Linked DNA regions of Homo sapiens: all the other regions are linked to region 6. Evidence: chromatin loops called from intact Hi-C (ENCODE). Cell type or tissue: heart right ventricle. All regions are shown on one strand. Region 1 overlaps BABAM2 (BRISC and BRCA1 A complex member 2). Region 2 overlaps LOC105374378 (a long non-coding RNA gene). Region 3 overlaps BABAM2 (BRISC and BRCA1 A complex member 2). Region 4 overlaps BABAM2 (BRISC and BRCA1 A complex member 2). Region 5 overlaps BABAM2 (BRISC and BRCA1 A complex member 2). Region 6 overlaps FOSL2-AS1 (FOSL2 antisense RNA 1).

Evidence for each region. Peaks named below come from ENCODE experiments on the same cell type or tissue, not always from the same donor. Only the 100,000 strongest peaks of a DNase experiment are listed, where the experiment ranks them.
Region 1: a loop joins it to region 6, with 4 times the contacts of the local background. A loop is called at or near these places in 34 of 110 quality-filtered maps.
Region 2: it touches region 6 in a loop (3-fold over the local background); 35 of 110 quality-filtered maps call a loop at or near these places.
Region 3: it touches region 6 in a loop (6-fold over the local background); 20 of 110 quality-filtered maps call a loop at or near these places.
Region 4: a loop joins it to region 6, with 2.3 times the contacts of the local background. A loop is called at or near these places in 37 of 110 quality-filtered maps.
Region 5: a loop joins it to region 6, with 5 times the contacts of the local background. A loop is called at or near these places in 41 of 110 quality-filtered maps.

What each region holds. Positions count from the first base shown.
Region 1 is chr2:28,162,422-28,166,421 of GRCh38, forward strand. All of the region lies in intron 7 of BABAM2 (BRISC and BRCA1 A complex member 2), which reads left to right. The region is part of intron 1 of LOC100505736 (a long non-coding RNA gene); the gene reads right to left. Among named protein-coding and RNA genes, the nearest start is that of BABAM2-AS2, 150 kb to the right of the region's middle. In heart right ventricle, no CTCF peak of the experiment used is centred here; a DNase peak (open chromatin) is centred at 1,966; H3K27ac peaks cover 3,731 bases.
Region 2 is chr2:27,733,845-27,737,844 of GRCh38, forward strand. The region is part of intron 2 of LOC105374378 (a long non-coding RNA gene); the gene reads left to right. Among named protein-coding and RNA genes, the nearest start is that of LINC01460, 20 kb to the left of the region's middle. RefSeq lists a silencer at 1,822-1,991. In heart right ventricle, no CTCF peak of the experiment used is centred here; a DNase peak (open chromatin) is centred at 1,867; H3K4me3 peaks cover 1,303 bases; H3K27ac peaks cover 3,747 bases.
Region 3 is chr2:28,100,729-28,104,728 of GRCh38, forward strand. All of the region lies in intron 6 of BABAM2 (BRISC and BRCA1 A complex member 2), which reads left to right. Among named protein-coding and RNA genes, the nearest start is that of MIR4263, 110 kb to the left of the region's middle. In heart right ventricle, no CTCF peak of the experiment used is centred here; no DNase peak of the experiment used is centred here; H3K4me3 peaks cover 561 bases; H3K27ac peaks cover 3,200 bases.
Region 4 is chr2:28,275,490-28,279,489 of GRCh38, forward strand. All of the region lies in intron 10 of BABAM2 (BRISC and BRCA1 A complex member 2), which reads left to right. LOC124907745 (a long non-coding RNA gene) reads right to left here. Exons shown (of 2, transcript XR_007086254.1): 1 at 1-4,000. Among named protein-coding and RNA genes, the nearest start is that of BABAM2-AS2, 33 kb to the right of the region's middle. RefSeq lists an enhancer at 1-1,146. In heart right ventricle, no CTCF peak of the experiment used is centred here; a DNase peak (open chromatin) is centred at 1,579; H3K27ac peaks cover 1,840 bases.
Region 5 is chr2:28,332,357-28,336,356 of GRCh38, forward strand. The region is part of intron 11 of BABAM2 (BRISC and BRCA1 A complex member 2); the gene reads left to right. Among named protein-coding and RNA genes, the nearest start is that of BABAM2-AS2, 24 kb to the left of the region's middle. RefSeq lists a silencer at 3,712-3,912. In heart right ventricle, no CTCF peak of the experiment used is centred here; DNase peaks (open chromatin) are centred at 1,753 and 2,279; H3K27ac peaks cover 2,974 bases.
Region 6 is chr2:28,387,755-28,391,754 of GRCh38, forward strand. The region is part of intron 1 of FOSL2-AS1 (FOSL2 antisense RNA 1); the gene reads right to left. Among named protein-coding and RNA genes, the nearest start is that of FOSL2, 3.1 kb to the right of the region's middle. RefSeq lists a silencer at 2,704-2,773. In heart right ventricle, a CTCF peak has its summit at 2,485; DNase peaks (open chromatin) are centred at 2,887 and 3,367; H3K4me3 peaks cover 2,021 bases; H3K27ac peaks cover 2,668 bases.

The DNA of each region.
Region 1 (4,000 bases), 230 kb before region 6:
ACCTTTTACCCAGGCATGAGGATAGTATCCACTTCACAGTTTTGAGGATTAATTGAATTAAAACATGTGTAATGAGACTACTGTCTGGCATACACTACTCTATGGAGTCAGTGCCCAGCGAATGATAGCTCTTCCTAGCTCAGCCAACCCTGCACCGGGCTTCTTCCTAAGTGCTGTTATGCACATAATCTCATTTCATTTCCCTACCAACCAGCCAGGTAATGCTCTTCCTCGCACACTAGAGCAGTGTTAGTTGAACATTTGAATTTTTAAGCATCTTGACTGAATATGACACTGCATTGGTGACATTTTGATAGCTGTCACTGCATGGTTTAGTTCCAGCATCTTTCAGCACATTCAGAAGCATCAACCTTTACATGTTGGGGCTTCTCCAACAGCAATTATAGCCACAAGTGGAGAAAAGCTATACATGTTCTCATAAAATATCATCGAGATTTGTGTCATAGGCCTCTAGTGACAAAGACATGTTTAACTGCTAGATGTCAGTTTTTTTCCCCCTTTCAGATAAAATTAAACTGTGGAGTTACCATTTAATCCACAAGTGTAAGAATAAATTGGTTTTTTAGTCCCAATTCTGTAGAAAATCAAAACTAGTACCAAATATTTTTATTTATAAACATTTTTATTGTGGGTGTAGGCATATCTGTGTGTAGACAGATAGAATGAGGTGCCCCCCGAAAAAAGACGGTGGTGTCATCTTTTGTGGCCAGCCTAGTGAAATCCTCACTCTCCTCAGATGCCTCCCAGCCGGCAGCCACCCTGCTTCCCCCATGACCTTCTTCTGAGTGTGAAGCTCTGGGTGCCAGCGCTTCTTCCAGCCAAGTCAGCAGGTGGGCCAGGATCAGCTTGAGAATTAGTTTTCTTAACAGCCCCAACTGGCCACTCTCAGAATAATTCTGTTAAATGTGACCTCTTGTGTTATGTGGAGTAAGTCAGTAGCTGGCTATCAGGGAGACTTTAGAGACCCAGAGAGCTTTATGCCTAAGGGGAGAAAAAGAACATTTTTCTTGTCTTGAGGCAGGTCACAGAAAATGTACACATGGTGCTGGGGACAAAGGTCTAGGAGAAAAGCAAAAGGCAGTCACCCCTGCCAGATATCTAATAGAATGCCAGAGTTAGACATGAATGCCATAAGAATAATGAAAAACTGAGAGCCATGGGCCTTAGGAAGAGAAAATGGAGTAAATCGGATGATAGAGCAAGAGAAGTTGTGAACCCAGCCAGAAAGAAAGGTAAGGGTGAGGCAATCTGTCCCCATCTTAACACAATGTACTCCTAAGGGTGAGACTTGTGTAAGATCGGCTGGGCTGATGGAGCTGGGTCAGAGGCCTCAGAATTGGACTCACGTGGCCCAAGGCTCTAAGGTAATGTGATCTATCGTCATGGAGATGAGAATTGAGGCCATCCACCCCTTGTGGGTGTTTTCCTCAGGGCACTGCCCATTGCACATTGCTAGATCATTTCCATCTGGCTTCATCTCTAGGCCCACTGCTATGCACCTCTTAGAAACTATCAGGTGGTACTGAAAACTGAAGATGAATTTTCTCATGGAGTTCTCTTCTTAGAAACTCCTAGACTCAGTGACTGATTGCAAAAGGCACATCTGGCACAAGAAAACAGACTCCTACAACTTGTTGCACTTAACATCTTGATACCAAGGATCATAGGGATGGAAAGACAGTGCTAATCCCCATAAACGTGTGGTGTCTGGTCACTTCTGTGCATTCCGTGCAGTCAATAAAATACAGTGTTGATGGAACCCAGTGCAGGTGGAGTAGAGCAGTTCCACATGTGCAATTGGTATTTGCTCTTCTTCCCTTCAGTGTGTTTTTTGTTGTGTCAAACACAACCGAATGAGAGTTGCCCCTACACCCCCACGTGGAGTTAGAGGAGTGCGTCCTGGCCTGGAATAGGTCTCTCTTTCTGGGCCACTCTGTGGGCTGTCTGAGCAGTGGAAGCATAAATATAAACCTCGGGCACATAAGGACACACACAGGCCGCAGAGCCTGTCAAGGGCTCTGTCATGTTCCGAGTGAACAGATGTTTATCCCACAACATTTTTTTTTTCCTTCTTGGAGTTTGTCCAATGCATTAAAAAAAAAACTAAACTGTTTACACTAATTATTCCCTTTTGCTGCCTTTGCTTGTTTTGTTTTGCTCTTTTCTTTTTCCCATACATTAAGAGCTATTCGTGTGAGGAAATTCTGCCCAGCTGCTTTCTGGAACAGATACTTCCATAGCTTAAACCAGGAACCCTTTGTTCTTGGATCTGAGTGGAGCTCAGATTGCCTTGTCACATGTATCTTGGCGCTTCTTCCCTGAAGTTTATAGGCTTTTAAAAATCCATTTCCTTTTTACCCCAAAGATAATCAGCTTCCATAACTTTTCTTAAAGTAAATAACTCCAGATCCCTTCATGGTTTCAGATTTTCCCGTATGCTTCAGTCAGGATTTTATTCAGCAATCATTTATTAAGTACATTCTTAAGTTTGGTGAGTACCATACCACTGTACTAGGTATCAAAAGAGAAACCCTTTCCCCTTTTATTGGTTTGTTCATGTTTTCACTTATTTTTTCATTTCCTTCATTCAAGAAATATTTGTTTAGCTCCTACTGTGTCCCAGGTACGGTTCTGGGTGCAGAGGAATCAGTGATAAGCAAAAACAGACATCGTCTTTGCCTTCAAGGAATTGCCAGTGTACTGCGGGAGAAAGACGTAAAGAATTAATTGCAATTCAGGGTGATACATACTATAATAGTAGGGTGTTCAAGTTTCTTTGAGGAATGTGAAGGGTGTAATTGGCTCTGCCTCAGGCATCAAAAATAACTTTACAGATTACTGGACATGTGAGAGGATTCTACAGAGAGAGGACAGCACATACAGAGGTGAGGAGGTATAAAGTATGGTTGGTTCGGGGAGCTTGATATCTGAATGCAAAAACAGCAGATGCAAGAGGTGAAGCTGGAAAACTAAGTTGGGTAGCCAAGTTGTTAAGGTCATTTTGCATGCCAAGTTTAAAAATCTGGAGTATGTCTTAGAGAAAATGGTGGGGGAAGGGGCACTGAAGCTTTTTTTTTTTTTCCTTGCTTTTTTTTTTTTTTTTTTTTTTTGAGACAGAGCCTTGCTCTGTCACCCAGGCTGGAGTGCAGTGGTATGATATTGTGTCACTGCAACCTCCGCTTCCTGGGTTCAAGGGATTCTCCTGCCTCAGCCTCCTGAGTAGCTGGGATTACAGGCATGTGCCACCACACCCAGTTAATTTTTGTATCTTTAGTAGAGATGGGGTTTCACCATGTTGGCCAGGATGGTCTTGAACTCCTGGCCTCAAAGTGATCCACCCACCTCAGCCTCCCATAATGCTGTGATTACAGGCATGAGCCGCTGTGCCCGGCTACACTGAAGGCTTTTAAGCAGAGAAAATGCTTTGGAAGTAAATTGTGTTTGCTCAAAATTCATATGTTGAAGCCTTAACCCCCTAGTACCTCAGAATATAACTGTTTTTGGAGATAAGGCCTTTAAGAGGTAATTAGATTAGAATGAGGTCATCAGAATGGGCCCTAACCCAATATGACCAATGTCCTTATAATAAGAGGAAATTAGGACACACATACACACAGAGGGAAGACGCAGGGAGAAGACAACCATCTACAAACCAAGCAGGCCTCAAGAGAATCCAGCCCTGCTGACTCCTTAGACTTCCAGCCTCTACAGTTGTGAGAAAAATCAATTTCTGTGTTGAGGCCACCCAGTCTGTAGTACTTTGTTATGGCAGCCCTAGGAGGTGAATACACCAAGGTTTAAGTTTTGTAAAGATAACTAGAGTCCATGGAGGATGCTGGCTTGGAGAGAAGAGTAACTTGAAGTAGGAGATGCTGCAGTAGGAGAGTAGGAGCTGCAGAGGTCTAGGTCATGATAATAAGGTTGAGTGACCAAAAACTACTCTAGCGAGTTATCCTATCAACCAAAATAGTGAATACCA
Region 2 (4,000 bases), 650 kb before region 6:
GAATAGTACAATTAATTTCTGAATATCCTTTCCCCAGTTTCAATAGTCATTAATGTTTTGCCACATTTGCTTTATCAATCACTTTCTCTTTTTGTCTGTCTACATAAATACATATTATTATTATTATTATTATAACAGCTTTGTTGAGATACAAGTCATATACCATATATGCAACCATTACCACACAGCAAATTTTAGAATATTTTCATCACCTAAAAAAGAAACTCTGGGCCAGGCGTGGTGGCTTATACCTGTAATCATCCCAGCACCTTGGGGGGCCAAGGTGGGGGGGAATTGCTTGAGCCCAGGAGTTCGAGACCAGCCTGGGCAACAAGGCAAGACCCTATCTTTATAAAAAATAAATTAGCCAGGTGTGGTGGCATGTGCCTTTGGTCCCATCTCCTGGGGAGGCTGAGGCAGGAGGATCCCAGGAGGTTGAGGCTGCAGTGAGCCATGATTGCACCACTGCACTCCAGCCTGGGTGACAGAGTGAGACCCTATCTCAAAAAAAGAAAAACAAACCAAAAAACAAAACCCTGTACCTCTTTTAGCTATCACCTCCCTAAACCCAATTCACCTCAGCCCTAAGCAACCACTAACCTACTCTCTGTCTTTATAGACTATAATATGTAGTCTCTATATAGACAGAATAGACTACAATGTCTATTCTGGACATTGCATATAAACACAGTCATATAATCTGTAGTCTTTAGTGACTCACTTTTTTCACTTAGCATAATGTTTTCAAGATTCGTCCATTTGTAGCATGTATCAGCCCTTCATTCATTTTTATGGCTTTATTACAGTCTAATATATGGATGTATCTCATTGTGGCTATCCATTCATCACTTGATGGACATGGGGTTGTTTCTGTATTTTGACTATTATGATTAATGCTGCTATGAACATTCCCGTACAAGTTTTTGTGTGGACATATGTTTCATTTCTCTGGGACATACACCTAGGAGCGGAATTTCTGGGCCATACAATAGCCATATGCTTAATTGTTTGGGGAATAATAATGTACTTATATTTTATTTCTGAACCATTTTGAGGTGAAGTTGCAGACATGTCCCTTTATCCCTAAATACTTCAGAGAAGCCAAACCAAGGACATTCTTTTTCATAACCACGTTTCAATGATCCAATTCAGGAAATTTAACATTGATACAATATTACTGTTATATAATCCACATGCAAATTTTGCCAATTATGTCCTTAACAGCAATTTCCCCCCCATCCAAGATGCAAGCTGGGATCACGCACTGCATCTAGTTGTTCTGTCTCTTTCCTTTCCTTCGGTCTGGTGCAGTTCCTCAGCCCTTCTTCATCTTTGTGTAGTTTTGTGAAATGTCTCTCAGTTTAGGTTTATCTGATGTTTGGATGGATGAGTTTCAAGGCTTGTCCATGTAGTGGGCACTGAGGTCCAGTCGTGTAGCTGCCCAGGCAGAGGAGGAGACTTGGCTCGGCAGGAGCCCTGACCCCTTCCAACCCCACCGCGATTGCACCGCGCTCTGCAGCGAAGGGACGGGCCGCAGACCCAGACCCAGGGCTGAGCCCGGCAGTGGAAAGTGCCCCACCTGGACACCTGGAGGGTTTACTGGGAAGTGCCAAGAGAAAGAAAGGGGTTGTGCGGGAGCTTCGTTCACGCCCTTTCCCAGGAACAGCTCAGGGGCCTGGAGGGCGCGGGAGTGTGTCCCCAGGCCGGGCCGTGGGCAAGCACTTCCCATCGCGGCACCGAGGGCTCCCGGACCTCGCCAACCCGAGCCGCCCGGGAAAGGCTGCAGCGCGTCGCCGGGATATCCGGGAAGGGCGGGCGCGGGGGAGACCAGCAGGCCGGTGCTGGGAAGGCGCTGCCCCTTCTGGGAAGGGCCTTGATGCAAGGGCACACCCCCATGCCCGCGCCCTGCACCCCCGCTTCCGGCAGCCCCGGCGGGGCTCTCGGGAAGGCGCGGGGCGGGGGCGGCTGATTCTAATCCGAGGCCCAAGATGGAGATTGGGCGCCGGGAGGCGGCTGGCTTCACTGGGTCCTGGCCCTGAGCCGGTTTGCTGGGCTGGGCCTACCAAAGGCCCCACCAACTTTTGCAAGAAGACTTTTCTGGGTGCTCCCTCAACATTATTGATTGAGAAGAGCCCCAGATAATCTGCCATCCTACCGCACAGCTGCCAACTTCCACCTGAGGCAGCGGTGGTTGGGCTGTTCGTTGTTCATTCGTTCATTCATTTTGTGGCTGCAGGTATCTGCCTGCTCCCCACCTTTCCCCCTCCCTGTTGGGGAAGAGGCTCAGTAGGGCTTCCAGGTAACAGTCCTGTACCTAACCTGCTTCTGCTGAGAACACCTGTCCTCATAGTGCCACCCGACCTGCCCTCCCTCAGCCCCAGGGCCTTGAATTCTGGCCACCCCAGGACTGAGCTGGCCTCTGCCCACTTTACAATGAGGGCGACAGACACCAGGGGGAAAGGCAGGGCCTTAGGGAGCTAGCCAGGAAGAGGTAGAATGGGGAGAGGAGGAAGGCACCAGGCAGGGACCAGGCCAAGAGCGCTGCAGGAATGTCATAGTCATCCGAGTTTGCACCCTGACAGTCTGCAGATATGCGTTGTTCTGTCCTCACAGGCTTTTGAAAATTGGAAAAGTTCACATAAAAATCCAGATATCTGATTTTTCTTGACAAATAAAAGGATCTGCCAACACCAAGCTTGCATTCCTGTGGCAGCCAGGACTGAATCAGGAACCTTCCCTGGACCTGGCAGTGGCCACACACCCCTTCTTATTGTTTAAACTTTCTGCACTAGCTCCATTACTTGCCTCTTCCCCAAGGGCACCTGTGAGCTCACTCAATCCTCACCATACCCTGTGAGGTCAGGAACCCGATTCCATTTTGTACAGAAAGAAAGCAAGGTGAGAGGTCAACCACCTCGCCCAAGGTCACAGCCAGAGAGAGGTAGGGCTGGGATTCTCCCCCAGGTTATCTGCTCCCTGGATGATGCTCTCTTCACTCTGCTGTACTGTTTCCTTGTGGGAGATCCGGTGTCTTCAGCAGCAGCTGGGTGGACGGCAGATGTAGACAGCAAATGGAAAGCCCTTGGCCATCGTAGTCTGGGGCTTTCTAGGCCACCACAGAGTCCTGAGCTGGGCTACACAGCTCTTGGCTGAGGCTCTGGAGTGGTGCCACCGAAGTGTGGAGCAAGAAGGTTCGGTCCATGGTCCCACAGTAAACTCAGGCAGGCGAAAGGACATGGGCACCTCTGTGTGGGGGTGTTGGCCTCTAGTCAATTAAGGGGTGCTCTTTCTTCGTTGCTTCTCTCTCTTTGCTGGAAGTGGGCTCCCTCTGCCAGTGTTTTGCTCCATATGGCTTTCTTGCGCCCACATGGGGGCAATTGATGGAGAATAGTGTCAAGATTTTCTTAGTGCATAAATCACAGTACATTACAGTCAGGCTTCCCTGAGCACAGCTCTTTCTGCTCAGTTGTGCGTTCTCCTCCTGGAAAGGTTTGCTAACCCTTTTCCTGATTGGGCTTGTCCAATACTTCTAGCAATTTCTAGAAATGAATCAAAGGGCAGTACCTTACGGTCACAGAGGGTCGGAGGAAGCTAAGGTAACTGCCTTCTAAGAGTAGTTCAGCTGTATATGGTACTCTACAGTTTATAAAACCTTTTCACACTCTTGTGTATTCCTTTGGTTCACACAACTTTAGAGCTGTACAGAGGAGCAATTTGCAAACTTACCTTGAGCAAATTCCTTTCCTCTTTTTCTGTTTTGATTTCCTCATTGAAGAAAAAACAAGATAATACTCTCTTTTTAAGGTATTTTCAGGCAAAGCTACTCTGCTTTCTAACTCCTGGGAGTGCTATTCACATTGAATGCCATGTGATGGGTCCTCTTGGGATTGTGCAATGGGCAGAACTCCTCATATGCATGTTGTGAGGATGAAATGACATCATTTATGTACTAGCACAAGTCCTGGGAGATAGTAGGTGATTAATAAATGCTTATCAAGTG
Region 3 (4,000 bases), 290 kb before region 6:
AGAAGCATAACGACTAGAAAGCTCGATGCCAAATGAAGGGGCAAGTGTGGGCTGTTGGTCCATGAGGCGTAACACTGAATTCAAAGTCAAGGGCATGTATGTGGGCCTGGCCAGGAGCGAGTAGGTTCTAAGGGGGCAGCTGTTGTGGAGGTACTCATTCATCATGGTCAGGAGGAAGAAATTGGTTTTGTACAGACAGGCAAGGATTTGACAACAGAGTTTACATACAGAGAAGGCAACAGATAGGTATCATTTCCAGGGAAGCAGGCAAAGCCCAGTGTCCACAGATAGCAGGGAACAGGTGGGTCAGATAGTCCCAAGATGATCTGGGATAACAGTGCCAATAATGGTGGCTACTATTACTGATACAGCAGTTTTATAACTTCTCATTTTATAGTTGAGGAAATAGACTCATCCAGGTTTTAAATAACTTATCCAGCCAGGTTGACATAGCCAGTAAGCGATGAAGCTATGATTCTCACTAGTCTGTCTAACTCCAAAGTCTGTGATCTTTCTACTCTACCATATTGCCTGATATCTAGCATGCATGGACTCATTCACACATGATTCAAACAGCTGACACAACAGGGTTATGGCTGCCGAACCTATGACAGAGTTTGTCTTTTTTTAGATCTGGTTTTACCATATTTGGTGTGTGTTAACAAGAATGGGCAGGTATATGTTGGCATGTGAAGTGAGACACAGGGCCTCCCAAATTCTTGTCACTGAGATGATGATAATTTTAATGCTCCTCTGCCTAGTTCTCTGCACCCATGTAAGTTATGGAGCAGAGTGAGGGCTGAGATAGAGTCTGTCTTTCCAAGCTGTGAATTACAGGGCCTCACCTGTGGTTGTCCTATCCCCAGTCCATGTGGGGAACCTGCAGACCTCCTAACATGCCCCATATAGTAAGCCATACAGTTGTGTTGATTTTTATCTCACCCTCTTAGAATTTCTACTGTTTGTGCATGTTTTATGATGTTCATAATGTATTAGTACATAGGTTCATCTATATAGCTTATAAATAAATACATATAAACATATTGATAGGAAGCTCACACATTTTTTTATTGCTCTAAGGCAATAGACCCCAAACCTGGATGGGCAGTTCAATCCCCTTGTAAGTTAAAAAATCATATTTCCTTGACTTACCCACACTTACTGAATCATAATCCCCAGGGCAGGGTTCAGGAATGTGTGTTTTTTAACAAATGCTAGAACTTGAACCACTGCAGTAGCTCTCTGTAGTTGCTAGAAAAAAATCTTGGTATCAATTGTTGTAAATAAACCATTGGAAACAAGATAACTCCTATAGTGTTTTGAAGGCTATTTATGAATTGGCTGACTTGTTTATTCGTCATCCCCTGCTGAAAGGTAGGCTCTAAGAGGAGGGCCATTATCTAGCTTGTTCACCAGTTGTTCCTAGAATAGTGCCTGACACGTAGAAGTGCACAGTGAATATTTTTTGAATAAATAAATGAATAATGAAACGCTTTTTCACTGTGCTTGGGTAATACATGTCCCTTTTTCCCTCAATACCAGAGAAAGAATTGGTTTCAGCTGTGCCGTTGTAAATTTGAATGATCTGATAAAAATCCTTGGTTACTCCACTGAACCGACTGCAATTTTTTTAATGTCTAAAACATACTTATTCTCATATTTTGTTACATTTTAATACCATTTAAGAGTAGTAGAATTTGGAAGGTGACATAGAGATCCACTTTTATTTCATTTTCATTTCAAGCCCCTGTGTCTTTAAGGAAAGGGCTAAGCTACAACTTGGTCATTCTCCAGATCCAAGAGGAAATGGATTGGAGCAGTTGTGCCTTTGTAGAGCAGATGTTTTGGTTGGAAAGGCTATCAGCCATCTGACTCATAATAAATTCTCAATTCCAGTAAATTCCCAGTTTTCAGTTACAGTAGGTAGGATGCAGGAAAACAGTGTCTTCCACTTTGGGGTCTTTGAACTTATTTCACATGTTACCACTGTTCCTTGTGCATTACAATGTGCGAACAGACAAAATACTAGGGGAGGTTAGAGCAATTCCAGGAATAGACTCAGTCAGTTGGTGTTTTTGAGAGAGACCATTGGAGGTAAACCAAAGCCACTGCCCTCTCTGACACAGTACTAACCACAAGAAACATAACTGCATTGAGTTTTCTTATAAGTTCCTATGTTAAAATAATGATTTTATATAGGAATCATGTAATAAAATAATGATTTTACAAACTGAATTATGTCAGTTTGAGTAATCTATAAACGGCCTATAGTTTTTTGTTTTGTTTTATGAGGAGGGTTTCCTTTATCCTTTTCATAAAATGCTGAAAGTAATTATATGGTCCTGATGTGATATCTTTCATTTTAGAGTATTTGTTTTTTGGGAAAATTTACTCAATACTTGAACTTATTGAGTAAAAAAAAAAAAAAATTTACTCAGTAAGCTTCTCAAAGTTCTAGTAAGGCCTTATAGCCAGTGTTCCAGATGGATGAAGCAGAATTATGAAAGTGATATTCAACGTGTCCTACTTTGTATTGTGAGCTGAGTTGAGAGAATTCATTATTTACTTAGTATTTTTGTTTTGTTTTGTTTTGTTTTGTTTTTTAGACAGGTTCTTGATCCTGGCTCAGGCTGGAGTACAGTGGTGTGATCACATATCACTAGAGCCACAATCTCCTGGGTTCAATTGATCCTGCCATCTTAGCCTAGTAGCTGACACTATAGACACATGCCACCATGCTCGGCTAATTTTTGTATTTTTTGTGGAGATGGGGTTTTGCCATGTTGCCCAGGCTGGCCTCGAACTCCAGGGTTCAATCCATCCTCCCATCTCAGCCTCCCAAAGTGTTGGGATGACAGGCGTGAGCCACTGCACCTGGCATAAAGTGGTGTCTTATTATCCCCACTCTGTTTTTATCGAGGAGTCAGTTTCTTTTCAACCATCACTGAAGTGGGAAGAATAGTGTACTCCTCACAGAGATGAAAAGGTCCCATTGTTTCTCCAGAGAGCAACAGTCCCATTTCTGCTCTTTATGAGAGCTTCTTAGGTGATCTCTTCTACCAAGTGAGACATTAGAAATTTGGGAGTCAGCAGTTTAGTTGTCCAGAACTCCTAATAGTTCCTAGGTTGGCCTTTGGCTTTTCTTATCCAACATCAAATTATTCACAGATCGTACTGTTTATCTTTATACTCCTCCTATGTCATTTTTTCTTTCCAGTTTTAGCTAAGTGGTTATCATAAACTCAATAAACTCATTTTTTTAACCCTTATATTCTGAGGCACATTTGTAAATCTTTAGAATTGCTAATTAATTCAAGATGGATTAAAGACTTAAATGTTAGACCTAAAACCATAAAAACCCTGGAAGAAAACCTAGGCAATACCATTCAGGACATAGGCATGGGCAAGGACTTCATGACTAAAACACCAAAAGCAATGGCAACAAAAGCCAAAATTGACAAATGGGATCTAATTAAACTGAAGAGCTTCTGCACAGCAAAAGAAACTACCATCAGAGTGAACAGGCAACCTACAGAATGGGAGAAAATTTTTGCAATCTACTCTTTTGACAAAGGGCTAATATCCAGAATCTACAAAGAACTCAAATTTACAAGAAAAAAACAAACAACCCCATCAAAAAGTGGGCGAAGGATATGAACAGACACTTCTCAAAAGAAGACATTTATGCAGCCAAAAAACACATGAAAAAATGCTCACCATCACTGGCCATCAGAGAAATGTAAATCAAAACCACAATGAGATACCATCTCACGCCAGTTAGAATGGTGATCATTAAAAAGTCAGGAAACAACAGGTGCTGGAGAGGATGTGGAGAAATAGGAACACTTTTACACTGTTGGTGGGACTGTAAACTAGTTCAACCATTGTGGAAGACAGTGTGGCGATTCCTTAGGGATCTAGAACTAGAAATACCATTTGACCCAGCCATCCCATTACTGGGTATATACCCAAAGGATTATAAATCATGCTGCTATAAAGA
Region 4 (4,000 bases), 110 kb before region 6:
CAGGCCAGGAAAGGCAAGCTAAAGACCAGCAGGCAGGCCTCGGGGTTGGAAAGCTACACAGTAAACGGGTGGAGTACCAAAGCTTAGTTGTGTGTCTAGAGAATTCAGGGTGTGGTGAGTGATCAGCTCCTGGAAGAGCAAAGATTAGTATTTAATACATATGCATTTATTAGCGTGGCTGGGTCTCTCGTCAAAAATGTCATAATTTCACAGATCAGGATTTTAAAGCAAATAGAATTATTGATATATATCTCTTCCAACAGCCAATAAACATCCCGCAGAGAGGACAGCTTACGCATGGGCTCACACAAAGAAAATTGCAGAGTCTTTGCTTAAGCTACAGCCTGAAATATTAAAATTCTGATTTTCATGCGCTGTTAGAAATAGTTTTCAAAGAATTCCTTCCTCCAGCCCCATCACAACCCCTGCCCATGTGAGAGGTTAGGAGTAAATCATATGTTTTTTAAAACATTTGCTGAAACCTCCTCCCTTTTCCAAGTCTACCAAATTTTTATCTCAAAAAAAAAAAAAAGAAAGAAAGAAAAAAATGGGACTAATATGACAACAAGATTTTTACCTTCACAGTAAATAGTACAATTTAGCTGAGTAACTTGTGGAAGCTTGTTAGGTTGAAGTGACTCACTTGCGTAGATGAAGTTATTTTTAGAGATGTAATTTGTACTGTTTAGAAAAGAATAAAGAGATGGTAAAAGGCTAGATCGCTCATTATAGTTTACAGAGCTCATGAACCCAGCATCCATGCAAAAGATGACTAAGCAAGGGGTCGGTTGGTACTTTCTCTCAGAATTTTACAGATGTGAGTCATCCACTTTAGTCTGCAGACACAGCACCGAGATACCTGTGACTCAGCTCTCATTTAGAAAAAGCCCTAGAATTCAATTCTGATACACTTTTATAGTTAAGTAGTGAGGAAATTACATACTGAAGCAAAATATGCCTTTGTAACGCGCAGCCGTGGGATGTTTTTAGCAAAGACTGATTTATCTTCATCTCTGGCCTTTGAAAGAATCGACCTGTGATCCACGCTGGGTAACGTGCCCATTGAGCCTGCTGGTACACATCACAGTGCCCACCTTCTTCGTGTTTGGCTCACAACCCAAGTACTAAATTGTCCTCAATAGAAATCTCAGCCTCACCCTTTCTACACTTGGATGCCCCAGCACTAAGGCCCACTTCCTTTAACCAAATACATGTACATATATGTGTTCGTATATATGAAAATCTTCTGCCTAAAATATTAAAATTCTAGTTTTCATAAGCTGGCAGAAATAGCTTGCAAAGGCTTCATCTCCTTCACTCTTTACGTATGTTAGGGGTTAGAAGGAATAAAATCATGTTTTCCTACAGTATTCTCATATTTTTAGTAAACCCTGCACAAAACATACATACAGATGATGAGCATTATCTTTACACATTAGCAGACGGCAGAGTGAGCCCATGTTCTCTGTGCAGGGCCATTGCTTTGTTCTGAGGCGCAGGGCTCTGCTGGCCTAGTGACCCTCCCCGTGCAGCCTCATGCTTGGCTATCTCCCTCGTCACTGACACACACTGATGACATAGCCTGTTTGGAGTTAAGCCTCAGAACGTAACCTGTCCATTTATTCATTTATTTTTAGACAGAGTCTGGCTCCATCGCCCAGGCTGGAGTGCAGTGGGGCGACCTCGGCTCACTGCAACCTCTGCCTCCTGGGTTCAAGCGATTCTCCTGCCTCAGCTTCCCGAGTAGCTGGGACTACAGGTGCCCGCCACCACACCTAGCTAATTTTTGTATTTTTAGTGCAGACAGGTTTCACCATGTTGGCCAGGCTGGTCTCAAACTCCTGACCTCAAGTGATCCTCCAGCCTCATCCTCCCAAAGTGCTGGGATTACAGACGTGAGCCACTGTTCCCGGCCCATAATCTGTCCTTTTAAATATATGGAAAGTGGTCCCTTGTAGTTTGCAGACACATCAATAGATTATTCATAACCAACAAAGGATTTTGTTTATTATATTTGCCAAAGAAACATGGACATGGTTGCAAAAGCAAATACTTCACAAAGATGTATAATGAAAAGCAAGAGTACCCCGCCCCATGCCTGCCCTTTCACAGCTGCTTTTAACCACTTCTGGTGCTTCACGGTTGCCTCCGTAACCAGCTGACTGTTTTGTTCCTCACCTGCTATGTCTGTAGCACTATTACCAAGAGCGTTCGGGCATGCAGAGGTTAAAGTCTGGTCCTATTGTTAAGGAGAAAAGCCTTGTGTACCTTCAAGTCAACTCAGCAAACATTTGAGTATCTACTATGGACCAACGTCTAGGTTAAGCCATGTGGTCACAGAAATGGATAGCTACACTAAGGAGTTTGTACTCGGGTAAGGGAGACAGGCATGCAAACACTGCGTGGAAAATGCCATAATACATGTGTAGAAACCCCCTCAGAAGGGTTTTACACATATGTCCTAGAGCTCAGTCTTGGAAGTGCAATTAGAAATCTGGTAGGTAGATAAAGAGGAAAGGATGTCCAAGGCAGAGAGAACAGTGTATTCGTGGGCTGATGCAATCCATTCCAAATATTGGGAATAATTCATAAAATCTGATTTTTAGGATAAGTGAGTTAAGGAAATAATGTGGAGATGAGACAGGAAAGAAATGCACCTAGTTATAAAGACCCTTTTATATACACCGTTCAAAATATATCCTATTACTGATGGAAAGCTTTGGGAGTATTTTGAACAGGGATGTGGCATTTTCTCTATTATACTGTAAGTCCAATGGCAGAGGGGAGGATGAATTCAAGTGGAAGAAGCTGGGGTTTGATAAACCACTTGGGAAACTGGTTCAGGAAAGATAATATGAGGTACTGAAACAGTGGGAATAGGGAGGAAGAGGAAAGGAGAGATTCTAGAAATACTTCAGAGTAGAATCAAAAGGACTTGGTGAACACTCAGATTTTGGAGGTGAGGGAGAGGGAGGAATTGCAGATTACTGTATAACTCCTAGCTAGGGTAGCTAAGGAAAGAGTGGAAATTTTAAGAGTACCAGAATCTGGAGGAAAGTGAGTGAGTTTGAATATATTGAGTTTGAGGTGTTTATGTGATAAGCAGATGGAGATATTCAGTAAGTAGCCAAAATTGTGAGACTAAAGTGGTGGCAGTAGAAGCCACAGAGCTGGTAGAATTCCCACAGGATGAATCTGTGATATGAGGGGACTGAAAACAGATCTGGGAAAGGCCAGCAGCTGGCGATGGGCTGAAGATTCCTGATGGAGACCAATCAGCAGCAGAGGGGTGAGATGAGAACCAGGAGAGAGGGCACCACGAAGGCAGCAGAGGACCGGATCTGGGGAGGTGCAGGTGACAAGGGAGAGGAGCATGAAAAGCATTTGCTTCAGTAATGATGGTGCCCATTGATGGTGTAGAAAAAGAAACACTCATGCCTTAGAGTAGGCGGAAGCCAGATGTGAATGGGCCACAGAATTCATTCACAGTGAAGGTGAGCCCGTCCTCTTTTGAGAATTTGGGGAATTAAAAGAAGAGTAAATGGGCAATAGCTAGTAGGGATGATAGTCAAGAGGCTGCTTTACAGGATGAGAGAACCTTCAGCATGATGAGAAGGAGCCGGTGGAAGAGAGGTTGGAATTCCTTGGTATGGAGTTCGGCTTCCTCTGAGCAAAGAGGTTCTGCTGCCTGAGTGGCCCCTTGGAGCCACTGAGGAGTTTGCCTTTTGCTTTCTCTGCCACCACCAGGTGAATAGGCGGCTTGGGAGGTGAAGCCTAGAGTTACCCTTGGACCTGAGGTTTCGTCAGCCGGAAACCTCCAGGCAGTTCAGCAGTGATGCACATCAGCAAAGCAGGGCCATCCATCTTGTGAGCTGCTTTTTGTTATCTCCACTTTGATTATCTCCTAAATAAAAATGGCACAGTATGAAACAAAATAAAGCCTGAGTAGGAGCCAGTCAGTCCTTCCTCCAAATCCCAGCAGCCTTTCGTGCAGCCTCCT
Region 5 (4,000 bases), 55 kb before region 6:
GACACAAAAGGGTTAAGTGGCTTGCTCAAGATCACATGGATGATATCTCAGACCATAACTGGGTGGTCATAAGATCATTAAGTAGAAATCATCCTGTTACAGGTGAGGAAATGGAGTCCCAGTTCTGGATGACACAATGAGCCAGGGCCCGGGCTAGAGCTGTGAGTCCTGTGCCTCCTAGTGCAGTGCTCTTTCCACTTCCCCCACTGCCTCCCCTTGACGATGCATGTTGTCCTGGACAGAAGGAGAGCTGTTTGAGGACCAGGCCAACCAACACCCTGCTCTTGGCAGCCGGAGCCATGTGATTCCTAAATACCCTTCTAGGAAGAGCTGCAGCATCATCCCTGGTCAAGCCCTGACCAAAACTGCACACCACACACAAGGAGTACACCTGGTAGGTTTGGGGGCAGAAGACACGCAAGGGCTGGAGGTGCCTCTGGCTACAGAATTTGTCCTTTGATGCCACAAGGATGCCATGAGCAGCTCTAGACTGGATTGCAAAAGACACACAGTGTCCCATGACTTTGGCTGAGTATCCAAGCCTGAGATTGGCCATCTCTGCCTGCGATTGCCAGCTCAGTGTGATCAGTGAGAAGGGAGGGCCTGATCCAAGGAGCCTCGGGAAAGGCTGAACTGAGGACAAGGACCCTAGACCTCTCACAGGTTTCCCGCTTCGGCACACACGCGTTCTTCTGGCTGTTTCCACAGACTCAGAGCCTCTTCCCCTTGGCCCCAGCGGGTACCCATGATAATAGTTGACATCTATTGATCATCTCTTATGCCAGGTACCATGCCAAGCGCTTACCCAGACCATCTCATTCACTCCTCACAAGAACCCTTTAAGGTAGGCAGTTACTCCCGCCTTTTAGATGAAGAAACTAACGCTGCAGTCACTTGCCCTCATGATCAACGAGTAAGGAGTGTGGCCAGGCCTCGAGCCCAGTCCGCCTGGCTCCAGAGCCTGCCCCGCACAGGCTACCCTCACCTTCTACAGCCCACCGGCCTTAGGACCCTCAGTTATGGCACCCTGCTTTGTAGGTGAGGGAGCTGAAGCCCAGAAGAGATTTACCCTGGGCCCAAGGCCCACAAAAGTAGACCCCCTGACTCCTGATTCAGTTCCCTCCACCATGCCATGCCTGTGAGCTGAAGCCTGGGCCAGCCCTGCTTCTGCTCTGAATTCATGGGAAACCTACCCAGTCCTTACGTTTTCTTCTCCTAACTGAGACTCCTGGGTTGGACCGAGTTGTAATTTTATGAAACCCTGAGCAGAGAGACTGAGATCAGTGAAGAGGGACTGAACCTCATTTTGCCCTCAGGCATATTGAGCTCTAATGCCATCTAAAAATAGATTCCCTTACAGTGTGCATTCAGTGAGGAGCTTGACACTCAGGGCCCTCTCCTGTGGGCCCCACTTGGCCAGTTAATGGGGAGGTGAGAAGACTTCACTATCCCCTAGAACACGCTTACACTTTTAAAGCTTACTACATACTTTGTCTCTGGGTCAAAGGTTTTTTCAAAGATGACAGATACCTCTTGCCATTAGCAATCTGTACTCTGGGCAGCTCTCCATTTTCTCTGATAAAAAGTGAAATAAATGAAAACAGCGTTTTAAAAAATCTATAAATGGGTGGGAGCCAGTTGTCATTTTCCCTTTCCCCCTCCTCCCACTCCGTTAACTAACTTAATGAGGATCCAAGTTGAGAGGCACTCGCCGAAAACAGCTGGTAGCATCATGCCTTTAAATAGCCCTCGCCACGCTTCCCCTTGGCAGCACGCAGTTGGCCCTGGCAGGGAAAGCCCAGGACAGAACAGGAAACTTTAGAACTTTCTAAAAAGAAAAAAGCTTGCCTTTAAAACGTGCTCCCTTCTGTGTAAGGAGCTTGCAATGTTGTAGCCCCTTCCCCTAGAAGTTTACAAGGAAAGACTAAGCTGATGAGGCTTGCCTCGGGACCCAGTGTGACTCTGGGCCTGGGGAGGTAAGTGGAGGGCTCCCCGGACCCGACCCCTGCCCAGCTCAGGCCAGCGTCCAGGGCAGCAGTGGCTCCAGCACCATCTGCTCATCAGGCACCTGTGGGGGCTATAGTGCAGCTCAGCTGCAGCCTCTCCCCTTGATGTTCGTAGCTGTAAGGTCAGGGAAGGTGACGTCCTCACCTCTAACTTAGGGAACATTCAGCCCTCCCTGAAAGTGGTACTGGGATGGGCCAGACTCCACAGTGCACATCAGGCCAGAGTCCATGCAGCAGAGGTTGGTGGCAGCCTGTCGATCTCAGACCCTCTGGAGAAGCGGGGCCACAAGGCTCTCTCCGGCCGCACTTCCATGTTGCTGGGGAAATAGCAGCAGGTGAAACATATGGAAGGAATAAGTGGCCCTCACGTCTGGGTGGCAGCCAACAGTTGACTGTCTCCTCCCACACACTGTCCCATGCGAGTGTGGCATCAGGTGGCCTTATCACCCCTACTGTTCGTAAGGGAACAGAGCCCAGGGCTTCTCCTGCCCTGCCCGGCCTTGCCTAGGTCTGGAGCTCTGTCACACCACAGCACCCCTTTTGCATTAAGGGTGACTGTGGCGACTGTGGCATGGTGCCGTTAATGGATAAGGGCTTTGAGGTCCTGAGTGCCAGAGAAGGTGGCGGTTTGGCTGGCTCAGGGCTGTGCTGATCACAAGTGGATGGAAGAGGGTGCTTTTTCTTACTAACTGTTGGCAAAGTTTGAAATTTGAGAATGGACTAAAGTGTTCTTCCTTAGTACCTAAATATTGTACCTGTTCTCTTTCTGGAGCTGCTGTCTCTCCCACCTTCTTTTTTTTTTTTTTTTTTTTTTTTTTTGAGACAGAGTCTGGCTCTGCCGCCCAGGCTGGAGTGCCATGGTGCGGACGTGATCTTGGCTCACTGCAACCTCCGCCTCCCGGGTTCAAGCGATTCTCCTGCCTCAGCTTCCCAAGTAGCTGGGACTACAAGCGCCCACCACCACACCCGGCTAATTTTTATATTTTTAGTAGAGACGGGGTTTCGCCATGTTGGCCAGGCTGGTCTTGAACTCCTGACCTTGGGTGATACACCCGCCTCGGCCTCCAAAAGTGCTGGGATTACAGGCATGAGCCACTGCGCCCAGCCTCTCCCGCCTTCTTAAACAGCTTGTAATGGACATACTGTAACTGCTTCTTGCAAGCTCGTGGTCATCATTAGTTACATTAAAGCCACAGCCCATCACCAAGTGCTTTCTACACTGAGCCAGGCCTAGTGGTCACTGGGAGCAGGATGTGCTCCCGCTTTCCAGGGGCTGGCAGATAAGACCTGTGCACATGGGACAAGTGCCCCAGAAGAAGCACGGACAGTGTGCAGGGAGATGACCTCCTGGGGACCAGGGGAGACTTGATGGAAGCAGGAGTATTTGTCCTGAGCATGAATAAGCCCAGAGGTGGCAAATGGCATGTGTGAGGAAGAGCAAGTAGTCAAATGAGAAGAAGGGAGAGGCAGTAGATCCAGGGCTCGTATCCTGGACCGTGGCCAGCTCAGGGGGGTCTGTGACATCCCCGGGTTGCTGTGGGGCGTCTTACCTGCAGTTTCTCTGAGGAGAGGATCCTTCACTTTCTTAGCTTCTCAAAGGGTCGCATGATCTCAAAAAATGTGATAGAGGAACAGAATAGATTTTCTTCCTAATGACTTGGAGCCAGATAGAGTCATTGAATGCCAGGCTGAGAGTTTGGAGGACATTAAGGTCTTGGTCAGGAAAGGGACAGAGACTCACACTGTAAGAGAATCAGTGTAGCTGCAAACATAGGCAAAGGAGGCCTCATGTCCAGGGGAGAAGCAGCTTCTGCAGCAGTGCCATCGAAAGATAAGACAGGAGCTATGGGAGTCACTACGGATGGAGGGACTTAGCGGCAGGAACCTTGAGGATGAATTCACCGTAGGGGTTTAGGGAGAATGGAAACTGGTTCGGAAGGAAACTGAAGGTTCTGTTACAGAAAACCAAATTGGTCAGAGCATTTTCAGATACA
Region 6 (4,000 bases):
GCTTATGTGTCACATCTGAGAAGACTTTAGCTGGGAGGGTTGCTCTTGGAATTTCAAGGAGGTTGTGTAAAGCCACAGGAGAGAAAGTCATACTTGCTTCTTCCCCAGGTGTGGATCCCTGTTCATCAGTGGGTATAGCCTTTTCTCTGCTCCACACCTGAGAGATACAATACATGCCTCAGTGGCTCGTGTATCATTGTGAGTGGCTTCGTGTATCAGTAAAGAGGGGAGATGTGGTTTGAAAAAGCTGTTCAGGCTATTCCATTGTTCACTTCCACAGTAGGTGAGGTGTAAGGCTCACTGATTTACCTTATTTCCTTCATTCTGAAACACGATCCCTCGTTAGATCCCTCATGTGCTTAATGGGATCTATACTGGTTATTCCCCATTTGCTGAGTGCCCCACTAGATGCGCTCTCTACCCTTCTTTGCCATTCTCTGTGCCCTGGGAGGCCAACCTTAGTGGACTACATTGATCAGCAGCCCCCTGCCATTTGGCCAGAGAAGGAGGTAGGAGGTGGGAGAGATGGTCTGGTATTTCTTGACCCCAACTCCTCCCTCCCTTTCAGCAGGCTATCTCTGGCAGTGGCTCCTTCCCTCTACCTGCTGGATGGCCCCTCTTTCATGGTCCCAAGCTCACTAGGCTCCAATAACATGATTGCCTCCTCTTTTCAACCCTAGGGATGGTCATCATTTCCTGCTGTTACTAGGCTCTAGGTGCCTCAAGTTCCCTCTTAACTCTGCCCATACCTCTATAAGGAATTTCTCCATTAAAGCATCATCCTTTGAACCATCTGGGTTAAAGTCTGTTTCCTGATGGACCCATGACTGATTCACAGGTCTTTGGACAAAAACGGCAACACTTGCATATTCAATAGTCATCGATTATAAGATACATCTGGCTTTCAGAAATGTTACAATATCATCAAAAAGTATGGCTTACTATAAAGAAATGATGGCAGGTTCATTCAGGCATGATGGATATAGAGGACAGTGTATCATTAAGAGATGTAAGTTGGGCACAGTGGCTCATGCCTGTAAACCCAGCAATTTGGGAGGCCAAGGCGGGCTGATCACTTGAGGCCAGGAGTTTGAGACCAGCCTGGCCAACACGGTGAAACTCCATCTCTACAAAAAACACAAAAATTAGCCGGGTGCAGTGACGTGTGCCTGTAATCCCAGCTACTTGGGAGGCTAAGGCAGGAGAATCACTTGAACTTGGGAGGCAGAGGTTGCAGTGGGCCGAGATCACGACACTGCACTCCAGCCTGGGAGACAGAGGAAGACACTGTCTCCAAAAAAAAAAAAAAAAAAAAAAAAAAAAAAAAAAAAAAAAAGATGGAGTTTGCTCCTAAACTTACAAGGTTGGAAGCATGGCAAACAGCAAAGCGCTGGGTTTAAAGTCAGGTGAGATGGCTTTGAACTCAGGCTCTGACACTTACAGCTGGAAAATTTTGAGTAGGCTGCTGTGACACTCTGCACCTCGGCCTCCTTTCTGGCAATCCAGAGTCACTCTGCTGTCTATATCCCTTTCAGAGATGTCATGTGTAAGGACAAATGAGGCGATGTGTGTGAAAGGGCTTCATGTATCCGGTGCTGAGATGTGTGGGCCAGCACAGCTCTGAGGGGGCAGCTATTCTGGGATTCCTCATCTCTCAGGGGCCAAACACTGGCCAGGATGGACAAACAAGGAGACCGGCAAAAGTAAGGCAAGAGAGGTCTCAGAGACCCAGAGAGGCAATGAGAAGACAGCTCACCTACCCTTTTCTTCCCAGCTCATCTACCCTTTTCTTCCCACCCCAGCTTCCCTCTTCCCCTTCCCTTCCCTCACTTGACATGGCCTCTTCTCTAAGCTGAGGGATGCCGCTGAGGCTATTTGTTCAGTGGAGAATTAAGGCGCACCTCTAAGTGTAGGATAAAGTCATGCACCAGATAAAGACCATGCCTTTCAAGACCAGTAAGAGAGAGACAAAGACATTCCAACAGGAGGCAGGTCATGCCATGTCCTGGGGAAAAAGAAGAGCCTGGTGTCGGAGAATCTCAGCTGCACTCCTAACAGATCACTAACTCACTAACCAGTTCCCCTGGACAAGTTATTCAATCTCACTGTCTTCTTCTGCAACCAGGGAATAATACCCACCTCCAGCGTTTGCTGTGAGAATTTCACAGAACAAGCCCTGTATTCAGCATGGTGCCTGGCTCTGATTTTAGCACTCAATAAAGGGTCACCTCTATTTTTAGCATTCCAGGGAGCCAGAGGACCCTTTCTAACTGGATGATTCTGGAATGATTTCCCAAGGAGAGGGCACTTGGAGACTGAATTCTCTGTATGGCAGGCACAGTTCGCTGAGGCACTCGCTCAACCGGGGGAGGTCAGTCCCGCAGCAGCACCAGGGCACAGCGCTGTGTGTCCGGCGCTGGGGGGACTGAAAGGGGGTGAGCGGGCTGCGGAACGCAAGCCTCCCGGCGGGCAGAGGGAGCCAGCACGAGTTCTGGAGTAGGAGAGGGCCGGGATCAAAGCGCTCTGAGGCAGGCCAGGGCGCACCAAAGGGAGGCTAGTGAATTGCATCAGCACAGATTCCGTGATGCTCTGCAGACGTCTCCAGGCTGCTGGGCTTTACGGGAACCCACAAGAAAGGAAAGGACCGGGGAGCTGGCAGGGCGAGGGCGGGCGAGGGCGCGAGGGTGCGCTCGCCCGCGCGCTCCCGGCGGCGCCTGGCCGGGGCTGGGCGCGCCCGGGACTGCGGAGGCCGCGGAGGAAGCTCCCGCTCCCCTTCCCCCGCCTCTTTCCCCCCGCGTTACTGGAAGGACTGTGTGGGAGAGACCCAGAAGCACCCGGATTTTCGACCGCCAGGTGGGGGAGGGCGGGGCAGCCTCTACTGCTCAAAGGAAAACCAAAAGTGCGTCTGTTCGCGCCGCTCCGACACGCGGTTGCTACTGGGAGGGCTCAGGCAGGGCGCTTTGGCCGCGCCTCCCTTTGCAGCCCCCAAGACTTGGCTAGGGCGGCCTGAGGCCCGCGTGGCGCGGGGAGGGGCTGAGAACCGAGTGGGAAAATGTCACGATTTCTTCTGTGCCCCTCCCGTCCCTACCCCCACCCCCAGTTTTCTGAGTTTTGCTGCTGCCGCTGGGGAAGGACTGATTCGTTTTGCGTCAAAGGACTGCATTTACTCAGTCCTGCTGGGAGAGGCGCGTAAACACCCAGGCAAGCCAGGACGCAGGGATGGGGAGGGGGAAGAAAAAAGCAAAGCACCCACGGCCGGCGCGCGCGTCCGCCTGCCCCACACCCCTCTCCTGGGCCTGCGGAGTTGGGGACTCTGTCCAGCGGGCAGCAGCGGAGGTGCGAGGAGTCTGGCTGGCCTCGCCTCGTCGCGCACGCGCGCGCGTCCTTGGGGATAGCGTTCAGGACAGAATGTGTTTTATAGCTGTAAACAATGACCCCGAGTATTGTTTGGGATTACCGTATCTTGGGGCCCTTGGGGCGGCCAGATGCCGCCAGCCGTCCCGGAAATGCCAGCGCTTTATATAGAGCCCCAGGAAAGCTTCGCGTTCCCGGCTCTATTTTTCTCTGCTACCAACACCCCCACTTTGCAGATAAGGAAACTGAGGACAGAAGTTGTGTGACGGTGCACAGCGAGTTGTCAGCAATGGACTCTCAACACCTCTTAACATTGGGTCCTCATAAGGACCCTGTGGGGTACAGATGGCTGGCGCTACTTAAGAATTGGGTAAACTGAGGCTAACACAGACCCTGGACCAAAACCTAAGTTCCCTGACTTCCGCTACAGTACTTCTCCATTCACACACACCATCATCTCAGCGGAAGGATTGGAGCTCCAGAGCAGAGAAGGGCCTAAGGTCATGTCTCCAAACTCCTTCACTTTATAGGAGGAAACTGAGGCCCAGAGAGGTTAAGGAATTCGTCCAAGATCTCACAGCTCGTAAATAGCGTAGCCGGGCGTTCCTGCTCTAAGGTCTGTGCTCTGTACCCTGCGCCGCGCCCC